Linked DNA regions of Homo sapiens: all the other regions are linked to region 3. The links are chromatin loops, found by intact Hi-C in ENCODE. Cell type or tissue: OCI-LY7. All regions are shown on one strand. Links, peaks and the distances in the headings refer to the core of each region. The heading gives the core; the rest is flanking DNA.

Region 1 (9,595 bases), core at 1-8,000, 270 kb after region 3:
AAGAACACTTTTTTGGCCAGATGCAGGGCTCACACCTATAATCCCAAACTTTTGGAGGCCAAGGTGAGAGGATCACTAGAGGCCAGGAATCTGAGACTAGTCTGGGCAATGCAGCAAGACCCTATCTCTAAAAAAATTTTTTTTAAAGTAAAGAGCACTCTTTGTGTGTGTGTGTGTGTGACAAAGTCTCACTCTGTTGCCCAGCCTGGAAGGCAGTGGCATGATCTCGGCTCACTGCAACCTCCCAAAGTGCTGGGATTATAGGCATGAGCCACTGCACCTGGCCAGAACACATTTTTTATGAATGAGAGTGCTGACCAGTTGGAGAACATTTCCCCAACATGCCTGGGACTTGTGGTGACTGGGAACCCGAACTGAGGGGGGCTTCCTAACTTCTAGGACAGCTGGGATGACTACAGGACTGTTGATTGGGAGTTAACTCACTGCAGCAGAAGTTCTTAATTCCTGTGATTCCAATGTTGTTGTTTCTGGCGATCAGGGAAAACCTGAAGGGCAAGCACTGTGGAGAACTTTCTAGGCCCAAGCATCTCTTCTTGGGCCCCTGCGAAGTTGTCCAGCACGAGTCACCTCTAGGCTCTTTGTCACTGCTGCTGTGATCACTCTCAGCCATAGCAAAGACTGTGTCCTCATGTGCTGGTTCTTGTTGGTTGCAGCAATAGGAAATGCATTTGCAGTCCTGAGCAATCCTGATAAGAGACTTCGCTATGATGAATACGGAGATGAACAGGTGACTTTCACTGCCCCTCGAGCCAGACCTTATAATTATTACAGGGATTTTGAAGCTGACATCACTCCAGAAGAGCTGTTCAACGTCTTCTTTGGAGGACATTTTCCTACAGGTTAGTCTCCCCAAATTATCATTCTTAAACATATTTCTTTATTTATGGCTCTCAGCAAGCTCCTGTTTGAAAATCTGAATAGAGGTACAATGGTATGATGGAAACAGCAAGGATCTAGAATCAGTTGAGCAGGAGTTTGAGGCAAGTCTCCAGCCCCCAGCTGTGCATAATTTTGACCAAATCATTTAGTCTCTCTGACCCTGTTTCCTCTCCTGAAAAATGGGGCTGTTAATAATACCTACTTCACAGGGTCACTGTGAGGATTAGATATTTTTAAGTGCCTTATAAATAAGTAACAAAATGCCTATTATTGTTGTGTAAAATAGCACTTACAAAGATAGAAGATAGGAAAGTACCCCCCAGCAAGTTGGAAGTTGGTATAATTCAATGCCCAGGAAGTAAATTGAATTTTATGAGTTGCTATTAAAAGATACCAGTGACACAATATGGTATTGGGCACGGAAGCAGACGTGAACATGCCAGATAGGATTCACGGCCCTAATGCTCTCTCTCTTCTAGCCTTTCGGGGTTCTCTCTCACTAGTTGCAAAGGACTATTTAAATGAAGTCAGGAGAGCTCAGCACGCTTTAGCTCCAGCTGGTTCACTTGGCTTGCCTATTGTCTTATTTTTCTACTGGGTAAAATAGGCCAATACTCTATCCTTAACAAACCTAGCTGGGAACAAGGACCTTGAAAAAGGCAAGGAAGGGTCAGGCGCGGTAGCTTACGCCTGTAATCCCAACACTTTGGGAGGCCAAGGTAGGTGGATCACTTGAGTTCAAGAGTTCGAGACCAGCCTGGCCAACATGGTGAAACCCCATCTCTACTAAAAATACAAAAGTTAGCCAGGCATGGTGGCGGGTGCCTGTAATCCCAGCTACTGAGGATGCTGAGGCAGGAGAATCGCTTGAACCCAGGAAGCAGAGGTTGCAGTGAGCCGAGATCACCCCATTGCACTCCAGTCTGGGTAACAGAGCAAAACTCCATCTCCAAAAAAAAAAGAAAAAGGCAGGGAAGGAGTGTTTGCCATATCCCATACCATGTATTTCTTTTCCAGGAAATATTCATATGTTTTCAAATGTGACAGATGACACTTACTATTACCGTCGACGGCACCGACATGAGAGGACACAGACTCAGAAGGAGGAGGAAGAAGAGAAACCTCAGGTACCTAGGGAGGGAGGAGCACTGCTGCCCATAAACAGTTGTACTTGGCCAACCTTGATGGTACATGGTCAAGTTTTAGAAGTTGAACCTGAGATATGTTGCTTTAGGAAAGATGTGCTTTAGGAAAGCAAAAGCAATGGTTAGAAGAGCTGGAAAATTGGCCTAAATAGGCAGAATGGTATCCCCTCCCTCTGCCCATTCTTGGGTGGCTCTCCCAGAATCTCAGCAATCTGTGGGGCTGACTTCATCAAGGCTTTTTTTTTTTTTTTTTTTTTTTTTTTTTTTTTGAGAGAGGGTCTCACTGTCACTCAGGCCGGAGTACAATAGTAGAAACACAGCTCACTACAGCCTCAAACTCCAGGGCTCAACCAATCCTCCCACCTCAGCCTCTCATGTAGCTGGGACTATAGGTGCGTGCCACCATGCCCAGCTCATTTTTTGTAGAGATTATTTCTCACCATGTTTCCCAGGCTGGTCACAAACTCCTGGGCTCAAGTGATCCTCCTGCCTTGGCTTCCCAAAGTGCTAGGATTACAGGCATGAGCCACCGCTCCGGCTTCATAATTTTCTTGGCTGCAGAAAATAGGAATCCTCTTCAAAATATTTAGAACTAAAGGGGGTTTAAGGTAAGGGATCAAAAGAGTCTCATGAAGCTCAAGGACAAGAAGCACAGCTGGGCCTCATGACAGACAGGAACAAGGAACTGGGATACTGTCAGGCTCCCAAGCAGCTGTGCTCTGCAGGACTCTTTGGGCCCAGATTGTCTCCAGTTTTCCTGCCACTCTTTGCCTCTGTTTTGTTTTCACCAAGCAGCTTTGCTTGTTCTACTTCCCCTTGCAAATAGCCAGTCTACAGTGCCTGAGAGTGTGTGTTCTTCCTTAAAGTGATGACCCAGAAGTGAAGGGTGATGAGTTTCAACCCCAAATTCCTAGGAGAGAAAACGTGATTACCTCTGCCAGAGTTGGATGTCCCCTGAGTCCAATCAGCTGTGGCCAAGCATGATGCTAACCTGGCTCCTAGAGCCCCACTACTGTAAGAGGCACAGTCTGGGCAGGTTTACCTAGAGATGTTTGCTTCATTGGTCTTATTAATGGGGCTGCAGGGGGATTACTGGGTGTCAATCCAGGTTGTTGTTGGACCTCCTTCAGCCTGCTCAGCAGAGAGAGTAAAGGTTATTTGGTATAGATTGAGTATCCCTTATCTGAAGTAAATTGGACCAGTAGTATTTCAGATTTCAGATTTTTTTTTTTTTTTGGATTTTGGAAATTTGCATTATACCATTATATATTTGACAATTCCTAATCTGAAAATCTGAGGCTGGGTGCTATGGCTCACACCTGTAATCCTAACACTTTGGGGGAACTGAGGCAGGAGAATTGCTTGAGCCTAGGAGTTTGAGATTAGCCTGGGCAACATGGCAAGACCTTGTCTCTACAAAAATTTAAAAATTAGCTGGACACGGTGGTGTGCACCTGTGGTCCCAGCTTCTCAGGAGGCTGAGGCGAGAGAATCATCAGAACCCAGGAGGTCAAGGCTGCAGTGAGCCATGTTTGTGTCACTGTACTCTAGCCTGGGTGACAGAGCAAGACCATGTCTCAGAAAAAAAAAAAAAAAGGAAATCCAAAATGCTCCAATGAGCATTTCCTTTAAGTGTCATCCTGGTACTCAAAAAGTTCTAGATTTTGGAGCATTTGTGATTTTGAATTTTCTGATTAGGACTGCCCAACCTGTACTTCTCAGCTGAAAGTACAGCCTTCCCAGAAAAGCCTGGGGCTTTGTGGATCCTCCTATGCAGTGCATTGATAATTTGTTATTTTCTTTGGAGCAACTATCTTATTTTCAATAAGCTTTATATTGATAAAGAACACTTACAGGCCAGGCGCAGTGGCTCACACCTGTAATCCCAGCACTCTGGGAGGCCGAGGTGGGCAGATCACGAGGTCAGGAGATCGAGACCATCCTGGCTGCGGTGAAACCCTGTCTCTACTAAAAATACAAAAACTAAGCCGGGCGTGGTGGCGGGTGCCTGTAGTCCCAGCTACTCGGGAGGCTGAGGCAGGAGAATGGCGTGAACCCGAGAGGCGGAGCTTGCAGTGAGCCGAGATCGCACCACTGCACTCCAGCCTGGGCGACAGAAAAAAAAAAAAGAACACTTACAGCAAGTTTTTATTTTTTTTTCTTTTTCAGACTACATATTCTGCATTTATTCAGCTACTTCCAGTTCTTGTGATTGTGATTATATCTGTCATTACTCAGCTGCTGGCTACTAATCCCCCATATAGTCTGTTCTATAAATCGTAAGTCTGGTATTTCTAAATCTTTCTCAGTAACAGTCTGGGGGTGAAAGACTTGAAGGTTTTGCTGATACATTACTAACATTTCATTTCACCTTTTGCTGTAGAAAACACCGATTTGATGTTTAAAGGAACAGCTGGGTAGTCATGGTGCTGAGACTCAAAAATACTGAGGCAGTCTCCTGTGTGCCTCGGGAAATAGATTGTCTTGTTCTATAGTGACATCATCTGGTCAGCTGCAGAACAGCAGTAACTGGTTTTTGAAGGATCAGTAGAATTTAAGGTTTAGATGAACTCATTATCACACCATGGTAGAGTTAGAAAGACTCTGTTAAGCTGTTGATAGGATTGCTGGACCCTGTGGGTCTCGGAGCATAGTATTAATAATGGGGATCAAGTGATTATTTTCAATTTTTTTGTTTTTGTTGAAAATAGAGAAATTCCTTGTAATGCTTTTTGCGTATAGATTATAAACTCTGATAGGATTTTTAAAAATTTCTTCAATTAATTCTTTCAGTTGATTCAGTTCCCAAAGTTTGGTCCCCAGACCAGCCATCGTCAGCATCAACAGGCAACATGTTAGAAAGGCAGATTCTAGGGCCCCTCCATATCCATTGAATTAGAGGCTCTGGGGGTAGGACCAGAAGTCTGAGTTTTAAAAAACCCTCTAGATTATTCTGGTCCACACTGAAGTTTGAGAATCACTAGATTATCTTTTTTGTTAATAATGAATAATAAATTATTATTCATTATTATAATTTAGTGGGAAAAAAACCTTTTAAAAGTAGAATTTATTAGACAATATATAACAGGAAGAGTCTTTGTCAGTGATCACTGTAGACAAGACCATCATTCCAGGTCAATCCAGGTCAGTATTTCCTTTTTTGTTTGTTTTTGTTTTTTGAGACAGAGTCTCACTCTGTCGCCTGGGCTGGAGTGCAGTGGTGCAATCTGGGCTCACTTCAACCTCCACATCCCTGGTTCAAGGAATTCATGTGCCTCAGCCTCCTGAGTAGCTGGAATTACAGGCGGCACGCACCACCACACCCGGATAATTTTTATATTTTAGTAGAGACAGGGTTTCACTATGTTGGCCAGGCTGGTCTCAAACTCCTAACCTCAGGTGATCTGCCCACCTTGGCCTCCCAAAGTGCTGGGATTACAGGCATGAGCCATCGCGCCCGGCTAGTATTTTCCTTTTACAGAGAGCGAAGCTGAGGCTGAAAGAGAGGTTTCTTTTTATTGTTTTTGTTTTCGAAGCAGTCTTGCTCTGTCACCCAGGCTCCCAGGCTGAAGTGCAGTGGTGCAATCTTGGCTCACTGTAATCCCCTTCTCCCAGGTTCAAGCGATTCTCATGCCTCAGCCTCCTGAGTAGCTGGGATTATAAGCATGTGCCACCACACCTGGCTAATTTTTGTATTTTTTAGTAGAGACTGGGTTTCACCATGTTGGCTGGGCTGGTCTCGAACGCCTGACCTCCACCTTTCTTGGCCTCCCAAAGTGCTGGGATTACCGTCATGAGCCACTGCACCTAGCCTTCATAGAGAGGTTTTTGCCATCAGGCCACACTGGCCTGATTCCCTCTGTTTCCCAGCTTCTCATGTTTTTCCATATGGCACTTTAGCTTTCTTTCTTGTGAGGCCAGCGGGGTAAGCACGGACCTGCTCTGTAAGCTCCCCCAAAACCTTAGAGTGAGGGGAGAGCAGTCATGGCTTCAGCTCTTACTCTAATTAGAGAGGATCAAAGGAGAGGGCCGGAAAAAGGCCAAATAAAATATAGCCCCTTTAATGTAGAATTTGTCCAGTTTGAAGAAAACCATTTCTGTCACATTGTTTTAACTTGAGTTTGAGGTCCCTTCTATGTTTCCTTATGGTTAGAATTAGTCAGCTCAGTACTCTTATTAATGTTGCTAAGCACCAGATACCTTTGGATGTCTTGGACCCACAGAGAGTTAGCTCTAAAGCATCATTGAAATCTTTTGTCTGAGTTTCTTGCAGTTCTCAGTTAGCAGCTATGTGCGAAGTACTTTTTATCATGTCCAAAATATTGCTTCTAGGTTGGTGTGAGCTATCTGTTTTTTTTGTAAATAATTTGCTATATAACATAATCAGTTCATTCAACCAGCATTTATAATAGCCTACTCTGTCAGGTACCATACTAGATCCTACACAACGTAAAAATTGTTTGTTTTAAGCATTCAGCATTCTACTTTTAGCACAGAGAGCAGTATAAGAGAGGTGAGTCCTTTAAGAGAATAAACTATGCTGAAGCTGAATTCATAGTATGAACTTGCTTACATAATACAATTATGATGATGTTATACTTACAACTTTGCTAGGGAAATAAGAAGTGTTGGGTATATTAGAAAATGATATCTGCCTCTGCTCTATGAGCAGATGATGATGATGATATCTGTGAGGGCAGTGCTAAGAGTAATATTGCCAAATATTATGAGCTCACATGAGCCTCTCTCTCCTTGTTTCAGGACCTTGGGCTACACCATTTCTAGAGAAACTCAGAACCTGCAGGTGCCTTACTTTGTGGATAAAAACTTTGACAAGGCCTACAGAGGAGCTTCTCTGCATGACTTGGAGAAAACAATAGAGAAGGATTACATTGATTATATCCAGACTAGTTGTTGGAAGGAGAAACAACAAAGTAAGATACTGTAAAAGGGGCATTAGCTGGTGGCTGTGGTTCCCAGCAGGAGGCACCCCCAGCCTCCTGATCCCTCCTCTCTTCTTGTTTGAGGCTACGCATGTTTATGTGAACAGAGTCAGAGGACAAAGGCCATTCAGGATACTATAAAAAAGTAGGGGAAATTTATTGACAGGATACATGTGGCCAGGACTTGGAAATCTTAGGAATTTAGGCGGCACTAGTCACCTGTCTGTATGTCTGTCTCTCTTTGAGTCTCTACCTCTCTCTGCCAATCTGCCCCCTCTCCTCTCCCCACCAGCTGCCTTCCTTTCTTTCTTCCAGCTTCCCTTTTGCATAACCTTGTTTGCCATGGTTTACAGTGGTTGCCACCCTGCTTATCACTCTCTCAAATTCCCCAGTCTCACCAGTCAGTGCCCCTTTCTGCAGCACACACGTCTGTAAGTTCTTGGTGCTCGCTGATTTGGTCCACAGTTTCCCAATTCCACACTCCCTAGAGGGAAATCTGATCGAGCCAGCCTAACTTTTTGAAACAGAACAAAGGTTTAGAGGTTTCTGGTATGGAATGAGGTGTCCCCTACCCTCACCTCCAGCTGGTTGTGGCCACACAGAACAAAAGCGACCCCTTGGGTCTGCCCCTTTGGGTGTGGCAGGCCTTCCCCCCTATTTCCCTCTCTGGAGACAGTGGGGATGATAGCATCTGCCACTGGCTTACAGCTCCAGCAAGTGTTACTAGGAGTGTCTGCAGCAGGGGTAGCCCCGTCTCAGCCAACAGCTTCACCTTTGGTCCCACTTGAATTCTACACACACATACCGCGTTAGTGACTGTGTCTTCTAAAACTTGGTTTTGATTATTTTTATTTTCTTTTTTATTTTTCAGGAGGTACCCTTTTAACTGAAGTTTTGGCTCATGTTTAAAAAGCAAATTCTGACTCATTTCTAAAGCCTTATTACTGAGTATCATTAAATACCTAATGGAGTCTGATAAAATTAGCTCTTCAGTCACAGTGCTGCTAAGCCCTCATTGACCATCACACACTCCCAACCCCGCCCTCAAGTTAAGCTCTCCTTCCTCTGTGTTCTTAAAGCACTTTGTTCAGCCTGCTAACATAGTACCAATCACACAGTGTTAGAGTTCCAGGGATATATGTCAGTCTCCCCTGCAAGACTATGGACTGTCTGGGAATAAGAACTTGGTCTTACTAATTTTGTGTCCCAGGGTTCTGGCACAGTCCTTGCTTCAGAACAAGTGCTCAACAAATGTCTTTTGAAGAGAGGATTCTCAGGAGTAGAAAACAATGAAAATGCTGAGGATTGTGAATAACAACAGCAGGGTTAGTGTCCTAGCTCACCCTTAGGGACCTGGTCTCTGCCCCCTATTTCTGTACGGCAAAGTCCTAATGTTCTCTCAAGGTGCATTAGGAAGTTGGTGAGCAATGACTCTGGGATATAAGAGGAAATTAAACAGGAAGAGGAAATTCCAATTTATTGAAAAACACTGAGGATTCAGGAAATACTCTACCCCATTGCTAAACTAGATTTTACAAGAATCAAAAATCAGGAAAGAATTTTAGAGCAGGATAAAGGCCTCATATTAAAAGGCAGTATATAGGCCAGGCATGGTAGCTCATGCCTATAGTCCTAGCACTTTGGGAGGCCGAGGCAGGAGGATCACTTGAGTCCAGGAGTTTGAGACCAGCCTGGGAACCCCATCTCTAGAAAAAGTATAAAAATAAGCCAGGTGTGGCAGCACATGCCTGTGGTTTCAGCTACTCAGGAGGTCGAGCCTGGGAGATCAAGGCTGCAGTGAGCTGTGATCACTCCACTGCACTCCAGCCTGGGCCACAGAGCGAGATCCTGTCTCAATAAAAAGGCAGTATATACATGGATCCAAATCAGGTGAAAGCCAGTGTATGTCCTGAAAATCCCCATTGTCTGGGTCCTGGGAGGGCTTTGACTTTGTTGCTTTCTGCAAGAACTGGATGAAAATCTGCATTTCACATTCTTCAAACACCCGCCTGCCCCACATCTTCCTCTGTGGCAGTAAGATGCTGGAATTATACAAAGAGCTCATGGTAAGGATTGCACCAGAGGTAGTTTCTCAGCTTTTGTCCCCATCCCCATGAGGCCTAGTTCAGAGCTTCGGCACTCTCCAGGTATAAATAAAAATCCAGTGAGTGGCCAGGTGTGGTGGCTCATGCCTGTAATCCCAGCACTTTGGGAGGCCAAGGAGGATGGATCACCTGAGGTCCGGAGTTCGAGACCAACCTGGCCAACATGGCGAAACCCCTTCTCTACTAAAAATACAAAAATTAGCTGGGTGTGGTGGTGCGCACCTGTAATTCCAGCTACTTGGGAGGCTGAGGCAGGAGAATCTCTTGAACCCGGGAGGCGGAGGTTGCAGTCTGCTGAGATCGTGCCACTGCACTTCAGCCTGGGTGACAGAGCGAGACTCCATCTAAAAAAAAAAAAAAAAAAAAAAAATCCAGTGAGTAAGCATGATGCGTGTACCCACAAGTTCCAAATGGCAGTTATCAGCACAAACCCCTTAAAAATCTATTTCTGGCATTTAAGTACAGCGGCTATGCAGAGCCTCCACACAACCCAAGTGCCATT
Region 2 (9,798 bases), core at 511-8,510, 120 kb after region 3:
AAAAATACAAAAATTAGGCCAGGCACAGTGGTTCACGCCTGTAATCACAGCACTTTGGGAGGCCAAGGCAGGTGGATCACCTGAGGTCGGGAGTTCGAGACCAGCCTGACCAACATGGAGAAACCCCATCTCTACTAAAAATACAAAATAAACCGGGTGTGGTGGCGCATGCCTGTAATCCCAGCTTCTCAAGATGCTGAGGCAGGAGAATTGCTTGAACCGGGGAGGCAGAGGTTGCAGCGAGCCAAGATCGCACCATTGCACTCCAGCCTGGGCAACAAAAGCGTAACTCCATCTCAAAAAAATTTAAAAAATTAAAATACAAAAATTAGCTGGGTGTGGTGGCACACACCTGTAATTCAAGCTACCCAGGAGGCTGAGGCAGGAGAATCACTTGAACCTGGGAGGCAGAGGTTGCAGTGAGCTGAGATTGTGCCACTACACTCCAGCCTGGGCAACAGAGTGAGACTTCGTCTCAAAAATAAATAAATAAATAAATAAACAAAAATAAAACATAGCTGAAATCAAGCTGCATATAATCAATGGCATGTCAGCTTAATTGGCACTAAATATACTTTCCTTCTTAGTAGAATAATGGTACATCTTTCAATTGATGTGTTTCAGAGTCAACGAAATAAGGTACATGGAAAGGCAATAACCTCATTCTCTGATACTGCAGCCATGGGATCATATACCTAACAAAACAGAAGTTTAGCAGAGTGGGGTGGCTGTCTGTAATTCCAGCACTTTAGGAAGCTGGGGCAGGAGGATCACTTGAATACAGGAGTTTGAGAGCAGCCTGGGCCACACAGCAAGACCCTATCTCTACAAAAATTTTTTTAAAAAGCCAGGTATGGTAGCACACACCTGCTGTCCCAGCTACTGGAAAGGCTGAGGTGGGAGGATCACTTAAGCCCAGAGGGTCAAGGCTGCAGTGAGCCGTGATTGTGCCACTGCAGTCTAGCCTGGACAACAGAGCAAGACCCTGTCAAAACACACACACACACACACACACACACACACACACAAAACACAAAACAGAAGTTTAGAATTTTGGCAACCAGAGCCAAGGCAGAAAATAACTAAGTGAATGAGAGAGACAGGACAGGAAAATCGTAGGTATTCCAGTAAAACTACTTCTACTTCTATAGCAAGTAGGGGAACAAAAGTATTAGGAAGTATACATAGTACCAAAAGCAGATCAGACAAACAGCTGTTCCTTGCAACTAACTCCAGGAGATGAGGAGCAGTGGTAGCGACTCCACAGAGAATCTCTGTCAGGATCTGAAATTCCATCTATTTTTAGTTACTGAAGCAGTGGTCTCTGCTCTCTACCCACTCTATGTCCACAACAAGGGTGGCACATAGCCAGGTAGATGGGAAGAGTCTATGTGAATAGACAGATGGTGGAGCACCTATGCCAAAAGACTTCACCCTCACTAGGCTTCAAAGGAAACACTGAAATGCGAGGAAAAGGGCTTCCTTCCTGGCATTTGCGCAAGGATCTCCTCCACCAGCTGAATCCCTCCTTAGTAACTACATAGCAAACCAGAAACCTAAAGAACTTATTTGCTGGGTTACTGACACCCTCTTCTGTAACACTAATCACACATGTACCGCAGTACGAAGCTTGAGAAAATGTGGTGGTGGGGGGAGATGAATGCTAGTATCATTAACTTGGTGTGTTTCTGTGCTACTTAATATAGGTGGATAGTGGAGACCTTAAAGAGATGCCAACTGGCTGGCCAGGAGCCAGTGCAGTGGCTCATGCCTGTAATCCCAGCACTTTGGGAGGCCAAGGCAGGTAGATCACCTGAGGTCAGGAGTTCGAGACCAGCCTGACCAATATAATGAAACCCCATCTTTACTAAAAATACAATAATTAGCCAGACGTGGTGGCATGCACCTGTAATCCTAGCTACTCGAGAGGATGTGAGAGGAGAATTGCTTGAACCCGGGAGGCGGAGATTGCAGTGAGCCGAGATCACCCCATTGCACTCCAGCCTGGGCAACAAGAGTGAAACTCCCATCTCAAAAAAAAAAAAAAAAAAAAAAAAAGAGAGATGCTAACTGGCATCCTGTTTTCTACTATACTCTGTAAAACTATGATCACCCAAAAGAACCTGCATGAACTATTTTTAGTAAGAAGCATACAGGTAAGTTTCAGTACTCTGATGTTTTGAAATACAATATGTAAAAACTGTTAACCTAAAACTGTAAATCCTTGAAACTTAAAAGTAATACTTTTCATGGACTTTACTCTTTCAAAGCACAGGTGGTTAAGTTTCTGTTTTACAAATTCTCCAACACTAACCTAGAGTGTTCAAAATGATGAGTCTGACCACGGTTACCACCGTCTTCCTACAGACAGACAATCTCTATAAGATGGGTAGATCAATAGTCACATAAACTGTTAAATTTTACTATGCTACAAGACTGGCTCTCTATTTGCAAAATTCATATGAATAACATAAGAGCAAAAAAAAAAAAAAAAATTCAAGTTAAAAAAAAAAAAAAAAGGCCAGATCCAAGTTTCAAGCCTGGGAGTATATTTCAGAACAATTATTCAAAACACCAACTGACAGAGATTTTTGTGGCTCCCTTGAACATTCCAGCCTCCAAAACTAGACATGAGAGACTATTAACAAAAATGTGAACAGGTACATCTAAAGAAATGTCTTTTTAAAATTACATTTTATGTAAGCTTAGAGATGGGAGCACCTTTGTTGACAATGAAAGCACCCGAGATGGCATTTAATCAAGTATCATCTACTACAGTAATAAAAAGAATTTACTGGCTGGGCGCAGTGGCTCATACCTGTAATCCCAGCACTTTGGAAGGCTGAGGCGGGCAGATCACGAGGTCAGGAGATTGAGACCATCCTGGCTAACAACGTGAAACCCCATCTCTACTAAAAAACAAAAAATTTGCCGGGCGTGGTGGCACGTGTCTGTAGTCCGTCTCAAAAAAAAAAATCATCTTTGGGTTACGTGGATGGGCAAGTTTAATGACAAGTGGCCATATAAGACACAAAAGAGAAGACACACACAGAGAAGGTGATACAAAGATGGAGGCAGATGCTGGAGTGATGTAGCCACAAACCAAAGGAGCCAAGGAATGCTGACATCCACCAAAGTTGGAAGAGGCAAGGAAGGATTCTCCCCTAGAACATCCAGAGTATGGACCTGAAGACAGACTGACTTTAGACTGCTGGCCTCCAGAACTGTGAGAGAATATAGTTCTGTTACTTTAAGCCACCCGGTTTGTGGTAATTTATTATGGCAACCCTAGGAAACTAATACAGATGGTATAAATATGTAAACATTTAATCTAAAGAAAATCACGCACTCCATTAGTGTGCTATTATTTTAAGAAATCTAAAACTCCTACCATTGAGGCTTTTGTAAAAATCAACTTTGATTTCAAGGCTTGTCTTGTTTTGAGTCAGGATCTCGCTCTGTCACCTAGGCTGGAGTGCAGTGCAGATTATAGCTCACTGCCGCCTTGAACTCTGGGCCTCAAGAGATCCTCCTCTTCCACCTCAGTCTTCCCAGTAGCTATGACTACAGGCGTGTGCCACCAAACCTGGCTAAGTTTTGCAGTTTTTGTAGAGAAGGGGTCTTGCTGAATTGCTCAGGCTGGTCTCCCAGCCAAGTGATTCTCCCACCTTGGCCTCCCAAAGCACTGAGATTATAGGCATGAGCCACTGTACCCAGCTAATTTCAAAGTTTTTCCCTGACATAAGCCCTTAAGAATTTAGCAAAGCAATTCTATCACTTATATTGGCATGATGCATTACAGGTGGTGGGGTTAGTGCTCAAAGGATAGCAGCAGACACTTCTATAATAAGATGTTTAAGAGAATTGATTTCACAATTCTAGACCTACAAAAATATCACATGTATTAAAAACATATTAAGGTGACAGTATTTTGAAGTTTGCTGAAGAATACTGGGATTCAATCCCTTTTTTAGTTTAGAAATATTATAAGACTTCATTCTTTTCACATTCAGGTTTTTCTTTTTTTGCTTGGGGTGACGATGAAGTAAAAGTGAAACATATATTTAACACTGACACCTAAGATTTTGAGATTATACCAATTCCGTAGGTCAACATTATTGGCATGTTAAGACACCATGATAATATTTAAAAACTTAAAAAAAGAAAAGTCCACCAAATCTAAGAAGCCCCTTTCCTCTGTAATGTCCCTCTAGTGCCCTCTATTGACAAAGCCCAACATGTTGTTCACTGCAAAGGTGAAAGAGTCCAGCTCTTCACCAGCTGAAATACATACTTCAGAAGTTATTTAGTCAAAGCAGAGCAAGTACGGGAGGGTGAACTTGGAGCCAACTAATAAACTGCTAAGTGGCAGGGTTGTTTCACTATTTGTTCCTTTTTATTGGTGGGTAATGCTCCATCCAGTATATGGATTTTCTACATTTTGTTTACATATTCAGCTAATGATGGATATCTGAGTTGTTTCTAAGTATCGGGTACTGTGAATAAAACTGCCAAGCACATTTGTAAAAAATAACAACAAAATTATCTTTTATGTAGTCCAAAATGCTAAACCCTCTTCTATCTAATCTTCCCCACAGGCTTGCAGGGTACAATTCCCATTCTACAGACAAGGAAGCTGAGGCTCAGGAAAATTCGCAAAGTGACTTGCCTAAGGCCACAAATGCTCCAAAATTCCACCTTTTCTTTTCTTTTTTTTTTTTTTTTTTGCCACCCCACCTGATATTGGCATTCACTGAATGTTGTTGGCAAACACAGAATACCATGCTTTAGGTACTAGGAATACGAAGAATAAGACAAGAACTTTGCCCAGGAGAGTTCAGTCTAAATAGGGGAATAATCAATCATGTCTACACACTAAGAAACGATTCTACAGTTGAACTCTGACTGCCTGTATGCCTCATGCATGCTTCCTAGAGAAGCCATTTCTGCTGGGTCCCCAAGTATGAATAAAGAATTTAGGAGGTAGGGGATGGGGTGAGAAGAGATTCTCTGTATAAGCAAAGGCACTGAACAAAGACCGGAGAACATGATTCTAGGAAGGACCAACTACAAGCGTTACAACTACAGCAGCATTCCCCAGGAGATACTAATTACTAATATGTATTATAGTAATAAAGACAGTAATATTTTTCTTCTAAATTTTACTTTTTTTTTTTTTTTTGAGACAGAGTTTCACTCTCGTTGCCCAGGCTGGAGTGCAGTGTGCAATCTCAGCTCACTGCAACCTCCGCCTCCCAGGTTCAAGCAATTCTCCTGACTCAGCCTCCTGAGTGGCTGGGATTACAGGCCCCCACCACCACGCCATAGCACTCCAGCCTGGGCAACAAGAACGAAACTTCGTCTCAAAAAAAAAAAAGAGAGAAGTTATTTAATCGAAGCTTATTATATATTAAATATTTCAAGTGTACTCATTCCCAATTGACTTATATCTAGGAGAGAGACATTTTTTATTATTTATTTATTTATTTATTTAGAGACAGTCTCGCTCTGTCGCCCAGGCTGGAGCGCAGTGGCGTGATCTCAGCTCACTGCAAGCTCCGCTTCCCGAGTTCAAGCCATTCTCCTGCCTCAGCCTCTCAAGTAGCTGGGATTACAGGCACCCGCCACCACACCTGGCTAATTTTTTTTGTATTTTTAGTGGAGATGGGGTTTCCCCGTGTTAGCCAGGATGGTCTCGATCTCTTGACCTCGTGATTCGCCCGCCTCAGCCTCCCAAAGTGCTGGGATTACAAGCTTGAGCCACTGCGCCCGGCCGAGAAAGACATTTTAAATGGAAAGCAGAGTCCTTTGATTCCTAAGCCCAAGTAGTCGTATTATTTCAAAATAAACACAAGCAAAGAACAGGCATTTTTCAGAAAAATTAGGGTGACCTATCCATGATGGGATAATTAATAATGTCAGCAGCAGCCTAACTGCAAAATATGCAGTCTGTATTCTTTCTTTTGCTACAATGTATCTGTTGGAAACAAATTTTCATATTATACTGCAATGAAAACAATATACAGTAAGACATTTAAAGGAGTACCTGATGAGGATGACTTTTATTATGTAAGAAAAATACTATTCTTAAAACTGATAGCAAAATAAGAATGACAGATGTTTCATCTTGATAGTACTTTTTTTTTTTTCTTTTTTTTTTTGAGATGGAGTTTCGCTCTGTCGTCCAGGCTGGAGTACAGTGGTGCGATCTCGGCTCACTGCAAGTTCCGCCTCCCAGGTTCACGCCATTGTCCTGCCTCAGCCTCCTGAGTAGCTGGGACTACAGGTGCCCACCACCACGTCTGGCTAATTTTTTTGTATTTTTAGTGGAGATGGGGTTTCACCATGTTAGCCAGGATGGTCTCGATCTCCTGACCTCATGATCTGCCCGTCTCGGCCTCCCAAAGAGCTGGGATTACAGGCATGAGCCACCGCGCCCAGCCTCATCTTGATAATTCTTAATAATTCTGTTTGTGACATTATTTTGATTATATATTTTAATTAATTTATCTGAGATCAGGTGGGGCATGGTGGCTCACACCTGCAATCCCAGCACATTGAAAGGCTTAGGCGGGTGGATCACTTGAGGCCAGGAGTTCAAGACCAGCCTGGTCAACATGGTGAAACCTGCTAAAAATACAAAAATCAGCCAGGCACGGTGGTGCATGCCTGTAATCCCAGCTTCTTTTCTTGGGAGGCTGAGGCAGGAGAATTGCTTGGGCCTGAGAGGCGGAGGTTGCAGTGAGCTGAGATCACGCCATTGCACTACAGCCTGGGCAACAGAGCAAGTCTCTGTCTCAAAAAAAAAAAAAAAAGAATAATAATTAATTTATCTGAGGTAATTTGTGCTGTCAATTTTTTTTTTTAAGAGACAGATCTCGCTCTGTGGCCCAAGCTGGAGTGCACTGGCATGATCACAGCTCACTGCAGCCTTAAACTCCTGGGCTCAAGCGATCCTCCTGTCTTGGCCTTTTGAGTAGCAGGGATTACAGGCACATGCCACTGCACCTAGCTAATTTAATTTTTTGTAGACACAGGGTCTTGCTATATTGCACAGGCTGGTATTGAACTCCTGAGCTCAAGTGATCCTCCTGCCTTGGCTTCCCAAAGTGCTGGGATTACAGGCATGAGCCACCATATCCAGCCAGTGCTCTCAATTTTAATACAAGTATGCATGATTTCATACACTTTGGCTTGTACTCCATCAACAATACTACTTTGATAAGCATTCTAATAAAGTTGGGAAACACCAGATATGAGGAAGAAGAAAGCAGTTTATCAGAAGCCAAAGGAACTGAATGAAAATCATGTCAACTATTACGAAAGTTAAATAAAAACTTAGGTATCCACTGAATGTGGCAATTAAGTAATCATTAGTGACCTTACTAAATAGTTCCAGAACAGTGAATAGACTATTCTTTCAAGAATTCTGGGACTGAAATGTCAGAGATGGGAAGGATAAAGATGAGGAAGGAAGTAGCTCTTATGGAAGAGGGAAGTTTAAAAAGTTATTTTACTGCTTTTTTTTTTTTTATAGGGGAAAACCTTCGATAAGTTTGGATGCTAAGAGGAGTTAGTGGAGAAGAGATTGGAAGTATGAAAACAAAGACAATTACCGGAGAGCAAAAACAAGAAAAGGAAAAAGGAAGGAAGGAGGGAGGAAGTGAGTGAGGGAAGGAGGAAGTGAGGGAGGGAGGGAGAGAAGGAAGGAAAGAGGGAAAGAGAGAGAGAGAAAAGGATGGAAAGCAAAAGTTAAGTTTGGCAAAGGGAAAAGTAAAGCTTCTCTAGAGATTAGAGGGGAGAAGGGCTATGACTAAAACAAGTAAATCTGGAGACACAATAGCTCTACAGTCAAGATCGCCTGTATCTGAATCCTAGTTCTTCCTACCATAACCATATAATGTTAGGCAAGTTTATTTCTCCCACTGTTTCCTTATCTAACCTGGGGAGAACAGAATTATTGAAAGATTATTGAAAAGATCAAGTAATTCCTGATGCACAGTGAGTACTCTAAAGTGGATAGCTGAAATCTGTGTTTGTTTTTTTTTTTTTTTTTGAGAGGGAGTCTTGCTCTGTCGCCCAGACTAGAGTACAGTGGCACGACCTCGGCACACTGCAACCTCCGCCTCTTGGGTTCAAGTGATTCTCCTGCCTCAGCCTCCCAAGTAGCTGGGATTACAGGTGCCCACCACTGTGCCTGGCTAATTTTTGTATTTTTAGTAGAGATGGGGTTTCACCATGTTGGCCAGGATGGTCTCGATCTCCTGACCTCACGATCCACCCGCCTCGGCCTCCCAAAGTGCTGGGATTACAGGCATGAGCCACCGCGCCCAGCCGATCTGTTGTTTTAATACCTTGAAGGAAATCCCTAACAACTCACACGTAAGATTTATATTTTCTCTGCAGAACAGGTACTCTGTTCATCTGCTGAGATTAAAATAATGTTTAAGGTGGAAGGACAGTGGTTTTTAGTCTTTTTAGAGATTAAAAACCCATTTGAGGCTGCTCTGCCTAGGGAGTAGCCATTCTTTATTCCTTTACTTTCCTAATAAACTTGCTTTCACTTAAAAAACAAAATCCATTTGACTCTGATGAAAGATATATGCAGAAAGCCGGGGGTGGTGGCTCATGCCTGTAATCCCAACACTTTGGGAGGCCAAGGCAGGTGGATCACTTGAGGTCAGGAGTTCCAAACCAGCCGAGGTGGGTGGATCACGAGGTCAGGAGATCGAGACCATCCTGGCTAACATAGTGAGACCCCATCTCTACTAAAAATACAAAAAATTAGCTGGGCATCATGGCACGCGCCTGTAGTCTCAGCTACTCTGGAGGCTGAAGCTGGAGAATTGCTTGAACTCAGGAGGCAGAGGTTGCAGTGAGCCGAGATCACACAACTGCACTCCAGCCTGGGCGTCAGAGCTAGACTCCATCTCAAATAAAAACAAAAAACAAAAATTAGCCGGGCGTGGTGGCATGCACCTGTGGTCCCAGCAACTTGGGAGGCTGAGGCAGGAGAATCTCTTGAACCTGGGAGGCAGAGGTTGCGGTGAGCCGAGATTGCACAACTGCACTTCAGCCTGGGCGACAGAGGTAGAGACTCCGTTTCGGGGGAAAAAAAGGCGGGGTGGTGGTGGTGGTGAGAATAGAACACCAAATTTGCAATAGTTGTTTTGTTGTTGTTGTTGTTGTTTTGACACAGAATCTGGCTCTGCTGCCCAGGCTGGAGTGCAGTGGTATGATCACAGCTCACCGTAGCCTTAACCTTTCATCCAGGCTCAAGTGATCCTCCTGTCTCAGCCTCCTGAGTAGCTAGGACTACAGGCACACATCACCATGCCCAGCTAATTTTGTTTCACTTTGTTTCGCTTTTGTAGAGACAGGGTCTCCCATTACAGACCAAGCTGGTCTTGAACTCCTAGGTACAAGCAATCCTCCCACCTTGGCCTCCCAGTGTTGGGATTACAGGCATGAGCCACTGTGTCAAGCCTAAATTTGCAGTTTCAAGCAGTATGAGCAACCTTGCCAATCATATAAAGGGAAGTTGAGGAAGATCTTCAGGTTCCAGGACACAGTTTAAATATCCAATTGTTTGAACAAAAGAAAAAAGGCTGCATCCTCTGGATTTATATACCTAACAGCTATGTAAGGATAACACATGGCTTGCCAGAAAATACACTGGACAGTCCAGAAATCCAGGTTCTCAATTCAGACCTACTCTTACCTGGTAGGTCACACGGCCTTTCCAGACAGCAGCCCTGAGATGTGCTGCAGTGCTAACATTTTATGATTCTATTACCC
Region 3 (9,798 bases), core at 638-8,637:
AAAACCAACCAACCACATGTCCCAGAATTCTTTTGGAGCATGCCCCTTCCCTGCTAGCCTCCAGAAAGAATTATTACTCTGCCAGACACTTTATGGGACTATCTCATTTAATCCTTGTCCCAACCTTTACCAACAGGTAAGGTATAAACACCTGTTTTACAGATGGAAAAACTGAGAACCAGGAGAATGAAGTGTCTTGCCCAGGGTCACACATGACAGCTGAAGGGAAGAGCTGGCATTGCAAAATTAGGGTGTGGGGCACAAAGTCCACTGTCTGCACTGCAGTATTGGTTGGCCCCCCTCAGAAAATCCAGACTCTGGTCCTGCAGATACTGGCTTCAAACTGTGAGGCCTCGGGTCTGTGGGAGAAGTATGTCTTGTTGTTCTCAAGATGTCAGTGGAATTGGGTGACAGGGCTAGTGGGGAGAAGTGTAGGAACTCAGTGACTCAGATCCCACAGCAGTGGATCTCTCAGGCATCCCAGAGGCCAGGGTCTGGCTTTCCAGGCTTCTCAGTGCCCAGTGGCTGTGATTTCTATAATGGATTTTCCCTGGTTCCTCCTGGAGGGTCCCAGAAATGGCAAGGGGCTCCCATCTTTCTCCCATTGGCCCCTAGATGAAACTGGGCCTCCTCTAAATCAGAAATAATGAGCAGACAAGATGATTCTAATTTCCAGGAAAGAAGAGAGAATATGAAACCCAAAATAAAATCCTGAGCCTAGAACTGGTGGAAAGAAGACTCAGGCCCAGGACAAATGGACGGTGTGTTTAATCATCTTGACCTTATCTCCAACCCGGCAGTGTAAACCCTCAACCCAGCCCCGGCCAGGCTGGGCAGGCAGGTAACATGGACACTCACCCCAGCCTTGGTCAAGCCCAGGTAGATGAACAATATGGGTCTCACACAGAGCCAGGCCTTGGCCAAATGAACAGTGTGGATACTCATCTGTATCTCAACCACACCCATCCTGGATGGTCAGTGTGGACCCTCACCCTGGCCTTGGCCAAGCACCTGGCAGACAGGTATTGTCAACACTCACCTCAAGCTTCACCCAGACCCTGGGCAGAGGGCAGTACGGCCTCCCCACCCCATTCCCAGTCATGCACACAGAACCGGGAACTTCTCTGAGATTTGAAGCCACTAACCTCCTGCCCTACTGTGGGGCACAGATCTATTTTTCAACAAATGCCTGGAGGTCTCAGTAGCTCAGTTGGCCACTGCAGGGCAGGAGAGGGCCACCTGGAGCTCAAAGGCCTGGAGTAGCATCCCTTGAGCCACCATCTCTGGCCTCAGTGTACTCATCTAGGAAAAGCAGATTCTGACTCAATACATACTTCAGGGAGCTGTCAGGACTGCTCCAGTAATTAAATGAGATGGGGCAGCTAAGGCCCTGACCCTCTACTCCATTCCTGAGCCTCCCCTCTTCCATGTAGCTCCCTTAGTACACAAAAAAAGGGGAAACCAGGCCCAGAGAAGCCAGAGGACTACCCCACAATCACATGGCAAATTGGGGTCAGAGGTGGAAGTTGACCCCAGATCTGGGTCTCACACAGGGCCAGGACTTTGGGAATCTCCATGGACCACGGCACAGTATGGTTAAGTAGCACCTTGGTATCTGGTCCAGGCTGGGCTTGGTGTGTGTATGTGTGTGTGTCTATTACTGGGAGTGGGGCGGCAGTGGACAGGGTGTTGGGGGAGCTGCTGCTGCTGCCTCCCTAGTATTTTTAGTCTCGAGAATGAGCTGAGCTCAGGGCTCTGAGCTCCCATCGACAGTGAGGGAAATGGGAAGGTCCCCACCACCCCTCCCTCCCACCAGCAGCCTGGAGCCGGGTTGGGTGGGGGTGGGTCTGAAAAGGAGCAGGCACCCCAATGACTGGGGGCAGTCAGGCCCTGACCCCCTGCACCCCTGCCCACACCCATCCAGGCCGTCCTTTCAATGCCCCATTCCCTTGGGAGTGTGTCAGCACCCAGCTAAGCTGGCAGGGACAGGTGCCCCCATCTGCCCCCTGCTAACCTCAGCTTCCCTTGCTAGGAGCTCCAGGCCAGCTCTCGCCTGCATCAGGTCAGCGCTGCAAGGTTCCCATGACAACGGATGACAGCAGCAGAGGCTACTGGCCGCAGGGTCAGGGGTGAGGGGAGTATGGGTGGAAGAGCAGGAGAAGGGAAGGGGCCCAGCATGTGGGTGGGGGAGGGGCTAGAGTGAAGGACCCCCAAATTGCAGCTCCCTCCTGAGTCTTGGACCCCCAGAAAAGGTCTAGAACCGTGGCTGATTGATACTGGAAGGTCCATTGCACTAATTGGGAAAGCTAGGCTCAGGAAGGGCTGGCTATGCCTTTGGTCATGTGATCATGAATCCAGCTATGGGTAGGGCTTGGATGGAAATCCTATCCCCCTGCCTCCCAGCCCAGGACTCTGCTGCTTCTAGGCTAGGCATGAGGCCAGATGTCCCCTTATCCCCACCTCCAGGAAGGGTGTGGGTCCCGAAGCTCTCTGACCGGCCTGGCCATTCTGTGACTTGGATTCCCCATCCTGTAATGAGTATTCAAGGCCCCCACACTAACAGATTACTTGTGATCAAGCCTAGCCCCTCACTTTATTTTTGAGACAGAGTCTTGCTCTGTCGCCCAGGCTGGAGTGCAGTGGCATGATCTCGGCTCACTGCAACCTCCATCTCCTGGGTTCAAGAGATTCTCTTGCCTCAGACTCCTGAGTAGCTGGGATTACAGGCGTGCACTAGCACGCCTGGCTAAGTTTTGTATTTTCAGTAGAGATGGGGTTTCATCATGTTGGCCGGCTGGTCAAGAACTCTTGACATCAGGTGATCTGCCCACCTTGGCCTCCCAAAGTGCTGGGATACATGCATGAGCCACCGTGCCCGGCCCAGCCCTCCACTTTTTAACATGGGATATGTTTTGGTTCCTCTGGAAGGAGATATGTCAGGAATCAGCCTCCAGCTGACTTCCTACCTCAGTCTCAGGGCCCCAGAGTGGGGTTGGGAAGTTGCCCCACATACCCAGATTGACTAAAGGCTTCACTCCAGATACATGTTAGCCCCTCCAAAGCCTAAAGGCCAAAGGTTCCAGAACCATCATTGGCTCCCACTGTCCCCAAGACAAAATATACCCATTTGCCTTGGATCTTGAGATTGGCCCATCGTTCCCTGGGCTCTCTCCAGTGTGGTCTCCTCACTGCCCCAGAAGTACCAGTCTCCAAGCCTCCTAGATAGGCAGCATGGTACTTCGAGGCTCAGCTTCACTCACCTCCTCCAAGAAGCCTTCTTGGCTCTTCCCATGCATTCAAATCTCTTGCCTACCAAGGGGTACAAGGCTAGAGAGCTCACAGGGACCTCACACAGGATTTCTCATTCCACCTTCATAGGATATCTGAAAAGCAATGTTACTTGCTGATGAGTAAACTAAGGCCCAGAAAGGAAAGCCTTTGTAGGTCACATAGCCTGTGAATGTCCACTTGGTGCCTGGCTCCAGAACCCCTTTTCTCTTGGAACTTCTTGGGGCCTCCTCTTGGCACTCGCCAGCCTGTGGCCCTGCAGCTGGGCTCCCCAAGCTCAGACCTAACAGTTCTTTCCCCAGCCCCTCATATACAACAGGCCAACCCATGTCCTCCTCCAATTCATCCATTGATTCAACATTATTGAGCATTTGGCATTTGCCAGGCAGACAAGCCCCTCCCTCCAGGAGTGCTCCTTCTAGTTCAGAAGATCAGCAAGTGAACAGGTGAGTTCACCCAGTGTGACCCCAGCAGGATTGTGATGGGAGCACTTAGGGCAGTGGGTGCGTAGAAGAGGGTACTCCAGCTCTCACTTACAGAGTCAAGGCCAACTCTGACCTTAGAAGTCTTCTGTGCAAAACAGCTCAGCCTCTCTTAGGTCCCACCTGCCTGGGGAACCTTATTCTCATGTCTAAGCTCAATTCCACTTGCTGCAACCCCTCAAAGACTTTCTAAGTGAGTGACTGGCTGACAAAGGCCAGTTCCCAGGTACTGACCCCAGTGCTTTATCACCCAGTAGCCTCATCTGTATCTGCCCACTCACTCTGTATCTCTCTCCACCATCTCCACAAGCCCCCCAGGACAGTTCAAGAGGGCTGGCTGGATAGCAGGTCCAGAGCCATCGGATCCATCACACATCTCTTTGAGTCCCCCAAATAAATACAGCAGGTCCAGGGACCTCTTTCAGTGGCCCCCACCTCTAGCTCTATGTTAGGGAACTGGCAGTCTCGGGGAGCCATGGGAGCGGGGCCAGTGGGGACAGCAAGAAGTAGGCAGGGAGGCAAGGGTCAGAGCCTCCCCCATTGCAGGGCTGCTGAGCCAGGCCAGAAACTGGGGGAGGGAATGAGACCACGGGATTGCTGCTCGGTCCTTAGGGTCCCTGAGGGCCAGCAAAATGGAAGAGAAGGAAACTCAGCTCCCAGAATCCTCCCACGAGTTGGACTGGGGGCCATGAGGGCTGCGGGAGGCAGAGCAGACTCCTGACATTCGACCCAGCACCCCTCCTCGAGGTGGGGGCCCGGAGCTCTGGGCGCCCTCGTGATGAGGCCGGCTGCAGGGTGATTAATCTTGCCAGGCCTGTGCGTCAGACCCCCCACCCCCAAGCCTCCCATGGCCAACCCCGCCCGCGCTGCCCTGGGAGTTAATCTCCGCTCTGGGGGACTTCTCAGCCGCTGTCACTGCTGCATTAATTCTGAGGCAGAGGGAGGCAGGAAGGAGGGAACACAGTTGGGGCGTGGTGGATAGCTTCCTTGGGAGGGTTTTGTGATTAAGTGGCTGGTGAGGAGGGGTCCCAAAGGATGGGGCCTGGGTCCCCTTCAAGGCCCAGCCCTGGATGAGGGGTGGGGTCATCCCTATTTTTTCCCCCAGGCCATCAGAGCCCTTATATCCCTGGCCTCTAGCCCTCATCGTTCACCAGCTGAGCCCCAAATGCAGTTTGCAGTTTTGACAGCAGATGTCTCTGCTATTATGATTTATCAAAATGCTTAAGGTAAATAATGCACACATATTTATAGGAAAGGAGTAGGTGGTAGAAGGGGAGGGATTGACCAGGCTAAGGGGGCTTTGGGGCCTGAGAACTCAGAAGGCCCCTGCCACTGTCCTCAGCCCTCCCTACTCAGACCCAGGGTTGACCCCAGCCTGGCCCTGGGGAGATGGCTGGGTGACACCAAGCTAGCCCAGTCAGCAGCCCAGACCTGGCCCCCAGGAGGGCAGGGAGCGAGGCAGCCAGTGGCAGGACCTGTCTCGCGGGGCCCCGCCAGGCCTGGGAGGTGGCCACCTGGGGGAAGCGGCTGAGCCAGCCTCACACCTCAGCCGTGTTTCCATGGCTTCACTGCGTCCTCGCTCCTGAGGCTTCCGTCGCCTTATCAACGGCAGCGGCCACTGCTCGCCCTCACCCTTGCAGCCGCTCCCCAAGACTCCCAGCAGCTGCCTGTGGACCCACTGCTGCAGAGCCAAAACAGCCACAGGGGGTGCCCCTCCCGGGCAGGCCTCAAAGCTGGAAGAGGGGCTGGGAGCCTGGTGGGAAGACACCAGGGGGAGCGGTGGGCAGGAGCCTTTGTGGATTCAGGCTGTACCCACTTCGGGCCCCCGAAATACCCACGCCCTGTCATTGCAGGGGAGGGGGCGGTGATCCTAGGTTACCCCCTAATCCCCTATCCTCGCTCCATACTGTGCCCTTTGTTTCCAGACCTTTCTGGGCTTGAGAACATTTGGTTAAATAACTTAAATAAATGTATTAATAAATTCGGTATTCCAATTTGAATAGCAAAGGTAAAAAAAAAAAAACAAAAAACAAAAAGAAGTGCAGACAAGTTTAAGGAAGTAAGTAATACTCAACCCTAATCCCACATCTGGGCACGATCACAGGCAGCTTGTGGGATGGGGGAGGGGGTCCTTCCAGCCAAAGCCTGCAGCATGGCCAGGTGCTTAAGGGCTAGCTTCCGAAAGCAGACGAACCTGGTTGTGTGACCTTGTATGTCTCGCTACCTCTCTGAGCCTTAACTTTCTTATCTGTCAAATGGAGAGAACCGCCTAAAGCCCCCCTCATAGGTTGCTGTGAGTGTGTCAGTGCAATGGAATGGCCCAGTCCCTGGTGCACAGGCCACAGGCTCTATGCCTTGAAGCAGAAGGATCTTGTTTAAGGTCTCTAGCCAAGGGGTATGGAGGCTCCAGGGACTGGAGAAAGGAGGCTCTTTGTAGTAAGTTTCCCTTACCTGTGGACAGCTCCCCAGTTAGGCTGGAAATGCGTGAGAGAAAAATAATGTCCAGAAAGAGGAGAGAATGTGTTTCCTCAGCCCACAGATGTTTCCTACCCCTTCCATGTGTTGGGTGCCAGCGCTGCCCTTACTGAGCTGCAGACCATAGCCCTGAGGCCAGGTGATGTCACCAAGAATGACCAGTGTTGTGATGGGCTGGGGGTGGGGGGCGGGGGGCAAGGGACACTTGACCCAGCTTGCAAGGGACAAGAAAGCTCCGAAGGCGGGAGGAAGGCATCATACAGGTGGGAGATGGCAACAGGAAACGAAGCAGCATCTGACGAAGCACTGGGAGGCTGCGGTAGGCGGCCACCTGGACCCCTCAGCTGTGCCCCGAGAGTCCAGCCGCTTTGCACCCAGGCCTGGAGCCCTGGAGGACCCGGCTCACCTCCTCTGGGCCCGCCCTATCTTCACACCCTGCTGCTTGGAATCTGAGGCAGCCCTTGTTCTCCGGCAGGAGGGGAATTTAATGCCACTGAGAGATGGCAGGTCGACAGGCAGAAAGAGATGAAAGTGTCTGCACTGGCAGCCTGGCCGGCAGCCTCAGGGGACCCTCCTGCACCTCCACCACCCTCTCCAGCCATTCTCTACTCCTGCATGGCAGGAACAGCCCTCAAGGGAGATGTGGGCCTCTGGGGACAGGACTCCCTGCAGGGCTGTGTGACCCTAGGGGACAGCTGGGCCTCTCTGTGCCATGCCTGCAGGATGTTAGGGCCAAGGTCTGGGTTATTACCATGCTGGTGGCTGCCTGTCCCTCCCCTAACCCTGGCTGACTGTCTTCAGCAGTGGCTGGTCAGCCCAGGGCTGCGGGTGGGCGGGGGGGGGGCTTGGGGCCAGGCTGTGCAGTGACCTCCATCCATCCATCTCTGGCACCTGGGAGGCGGTGGGAGCCTGTGCTGCAATCAAGTCAGACCCAAGTGGCCTTGACTACAGCCGAGCCATGTAGCCATCGCTGCCTCCTTTTTTGTGGCAGTACAAAGCTGGGCTGAGCCTGGGAATGGTGGCTGGGGCCCCGAGCCAGAATCTGTGCCTGTTGGAGATGGCGTGGGTCTTGGCACTACTAACTGTGAGGTGACCTTTGGCTCTGCAAAGCACCCTGTCAAGCTCACCACCCCACAACCCCTGGCTATGTTGTCCTTCTTTCTTGGAACACAGAGAGGTAAGGGCACCTGGCCAAGGTCATCTAGCAAGGACACACACATACACACACACACGGCTTTGACACATGGTGACCAAGAAATAAGCAGGGACCCATGTGTCCAGACTCCCAGGCCCCCTTTCCATTCTTTTGGAGGTACCTGATTTTTCTCTCAAGGTAGCCAGGAGCCTGGGTTCTAATCAGGTCCCTGCTACCATCTTGCTCTTGCTATAGGGGAAGTCACATACCCTCTCTAGGCTTCAGTTTCTTACCAATAAAATGGGTAATAATTTCTGTCCTGATGACTTTTGGGGGCCAAAGAAGTAAACTTACTGGACAAACTGAAACCAACCCTGGGCCTCCAACCAGCCTTGGGCCAAGGGGAAGTACTCGTATAGACAGCCCAGCTCCTGGCCCACAATCACCCAGTACAGCCACAGGACCTATCCTTCTTCCTTCTTCCTGCACAGCGCAACCACAGCAAGCTCAGAGCAGAGGGTCAAAGGCCTCGTCTGGAGTCCTGAGTCAGGTCCAGGGCATGGGACAGGCGCCTCAGTCTGGGTGGGGGATAAAGGCAGCTAGAGACTAGGTCAGGCCAAGACTGGCTGCTGTCGGGGGAGGGGGCGCCTGGCAGGCGCTGGGCAGGCTGGGGTTGGGGGAGGCCTTTGGCGGCCTCAGAGAACAAAGAGGCCGGGGTTGCCAGGATATTCTGTGGAGTTGAAGCCGGTGGTGATGGGGCTGGGAGAGGGGCCGCAGCGGCCGTGGGAACTGCGCCTGCTGCCCCCACGCCAGCTCCCCCATCCAGACTGGGCCTCAGGGCCATGCGAGGGCACAGGCTGCAGGTGAGAGGGGCTGTCAGATCCCCCACTCTCTCCCTAGAGAGGCTTTCAGGGCGGAGACCCAGGAAGTGCTGGAGGCAGACACACAAGGCAATAGTGTCAGCAACACTGAGAGGATCACAGGTGCACACTGACACAAAGCCATGACCACACACCCAGGGTTATGCAGGCAGCATCACAGGGTCACACTATAGTCACACGGAGACATCACACACACACAATCCCTGGTCAGTCCCAGCCCACATCCATGATGGCCACACAGACACAAAGTCACACACTTATTGAACCACCCAGTTTTGCCACAGGGTCACGCAATGCCACGTGTGTTGTAAACCCAAAGTGACACACTCACATAGAATCACTCAATGTCACACACTCACACAGAATCACCCAAAGTCACACATTCAGTTGTACAAGCCGGTATCACACTGGGTCTGTTACAGAACTGTACAATGTCACAAGAGTACACACGCAATGTCACAGAACATTCCAAAGTGTGGCCACTGACATACACTAACCCATTCACATCTCAGTCTCCAATAAACTGTCACAAACCCATTTGCATATCACACCCGATGTCACACATAGCCACATTACTGCACAAAGCCTCACACAATTGTCAGGCCCTTAAAGCATCACTCACACACACACACACACACACACACACACACACACGTCCACGCAGGGGCTACCTGGAGGCTGGACTTCTCTCCAGCCCAGTGTGTGCACCCAGCCTCTCAAACCCCCACCGTTCTGTGTCTAGAGCTGGCTCTAAATGCCAGATCACCCAGGTCAGGGTACAGGGTACCTGGAGGAAAGGCTCCTGGGTCACCAGGAAGTCAGTTTCCCAACTGTAGCAGAGGAGAGGTGAGGGCACCTGAGGGGAGGGGAGCTGGGTACACAACCCTGCCAGGGAGCCTGCCTCTAAGGAAGTCTCCGTCAGCTGGGGAACAGCAGGGGTGAGCCTGCAACAGACAGAGTACAAGATACAGAGATGGAGAGACAGGAGGGGCAGAGACCCAGAGACACGGAGAGGCTTAGAGATCAGGAAAGATGGAGACCCAAAGACACAGGAGCGTCAGGGACCGAAAGAGACCTTCAGGACATGCAGAGAGTGAGCCAGAGAGACAGAAAGCTGGTGCAGGCTGGGGTCGGGCTGCATCCAGGTAGGGGAAGGGCCAGAGGCTGGGTCACTCTACGGAGGTGGGAAGTGGGAGGTGGGAGGTGGGGGTGGCCAGGGCTTCAGGGAGGACACACAGCCAGGCAGAAGGTGAGGGACATCTTGGTGAGATTTAGGTGAATAATAGTTTAAAAATAGCAACACCAGCTGCCATTGACAGAGCTTGCAAGTCAGGCCCTTCCCAAGTGTGATCGCATTTCATCCTCAGGCAACTTTATGGGGGAAACAATTATTGTCCCGTTTCCCAGATGAGGTAACTGAGTCCTCAGCATGTTTTCAGCCAGCCTCACAGCTGTCCCCACCCCTGGCCTCCAAACAGAGGGGCTGGCTTACCATTTCCACAAAGCAGTGTGAAGCTGGAACAGGTGAGGAGCTCTG

Evidence for each region. A loop is a pair of places that touch in the nucleus more often than their neighbours do. Peaks named below come from ENCODE experiments on the same cell type or tissue, not always from the same donor. Only the 100,000 strongest peaks of a DNase experiment are listed, where the experiment ranks them.
Region 1: a loop joins it to region 3, with 6 times the contacts of the local background. A loop is called at or near these places in 14 of 110 quality-filtered maps.
Region 2: it touches region 3 in a loop (7-fold over the local background); 11 of 110 quality-filtered maps call a loop at or near these places.

The regions. Positions count from the first base shown.
Region 1 is chr5:139,417,437-139,427,031 of GRCh38, reverse strand. It overlaps DNAJC18 (DnaJ heat shock protein family (Hsp40) member C18), which reads left to right. Exons shown (of 8, transcript NM_152686.4): 4 at 675-860; 5 at 1,918-2,027; 6 at 4,215-4,324; 7 at 6,807-6,979. It overlaps LOC124901082 (a long non-coding RNA gene), which reads right to left and starts at 9,437. Exons shown (of 2, transcript XR_007058960.1): 1 at 9,316-9,437; 2 at 8,440-9,030. RefSeq lists a silencer at 4,521-4,670 and an enhancer at 6,696-7,201. In OCI-LY7, for the core only: CTCF peaks have their summits at 4,351 and 4,556; a DNase peak (open chromatin) is centred at 4,531.
Region 2 is chr5:139,569,665-139,579,462 of GRCh38, reverse strand. All of the region lies in intron 1 of UBE2D2 (ubiquitin conjugating enzyme E2 D2), which reads right to left. Among named protein-coding and RNA genes, the nearest start is that of UBE2D2, 13 kb to the right of the region's middle. RefSeq lists enhancers at 1,862-1,911, 3,586-3,715. In OCI-LY7, for the core only: CTCF peaks have their summits at 3,990 and 4,205 (motif pointing left); DNase peaks (open chromatin) are centred at 1,910, 2,172 and 4,242; H3K4me3 peaks cover 2,710 bases; H3K27ac peaks cover 4,243 bases.
Region 3 is chr5:139,685,388-139,695,185 of GRCh38, reverse strand. No RefSeq gene overlaps it. Among named protein-coding and RNA genes, the nearest start is that of CXXC5-AS1, 41 kb to the right of the region's middle. RefSeq lists silencers at 128-422, 5,204-5,313 and an enhancer at 9,588-9,798. In OCI-LY7, for the core only: CTCF peaks have their summits at 4,761 and 4,961; DNase peaks (open chromatin) are centred at 4,955, 5,235, 5,915, 6,575 and 1 weaker place; H3K4me3 peaks cover 1,855 bases; H3K27ac peaks cover 4,013 bases.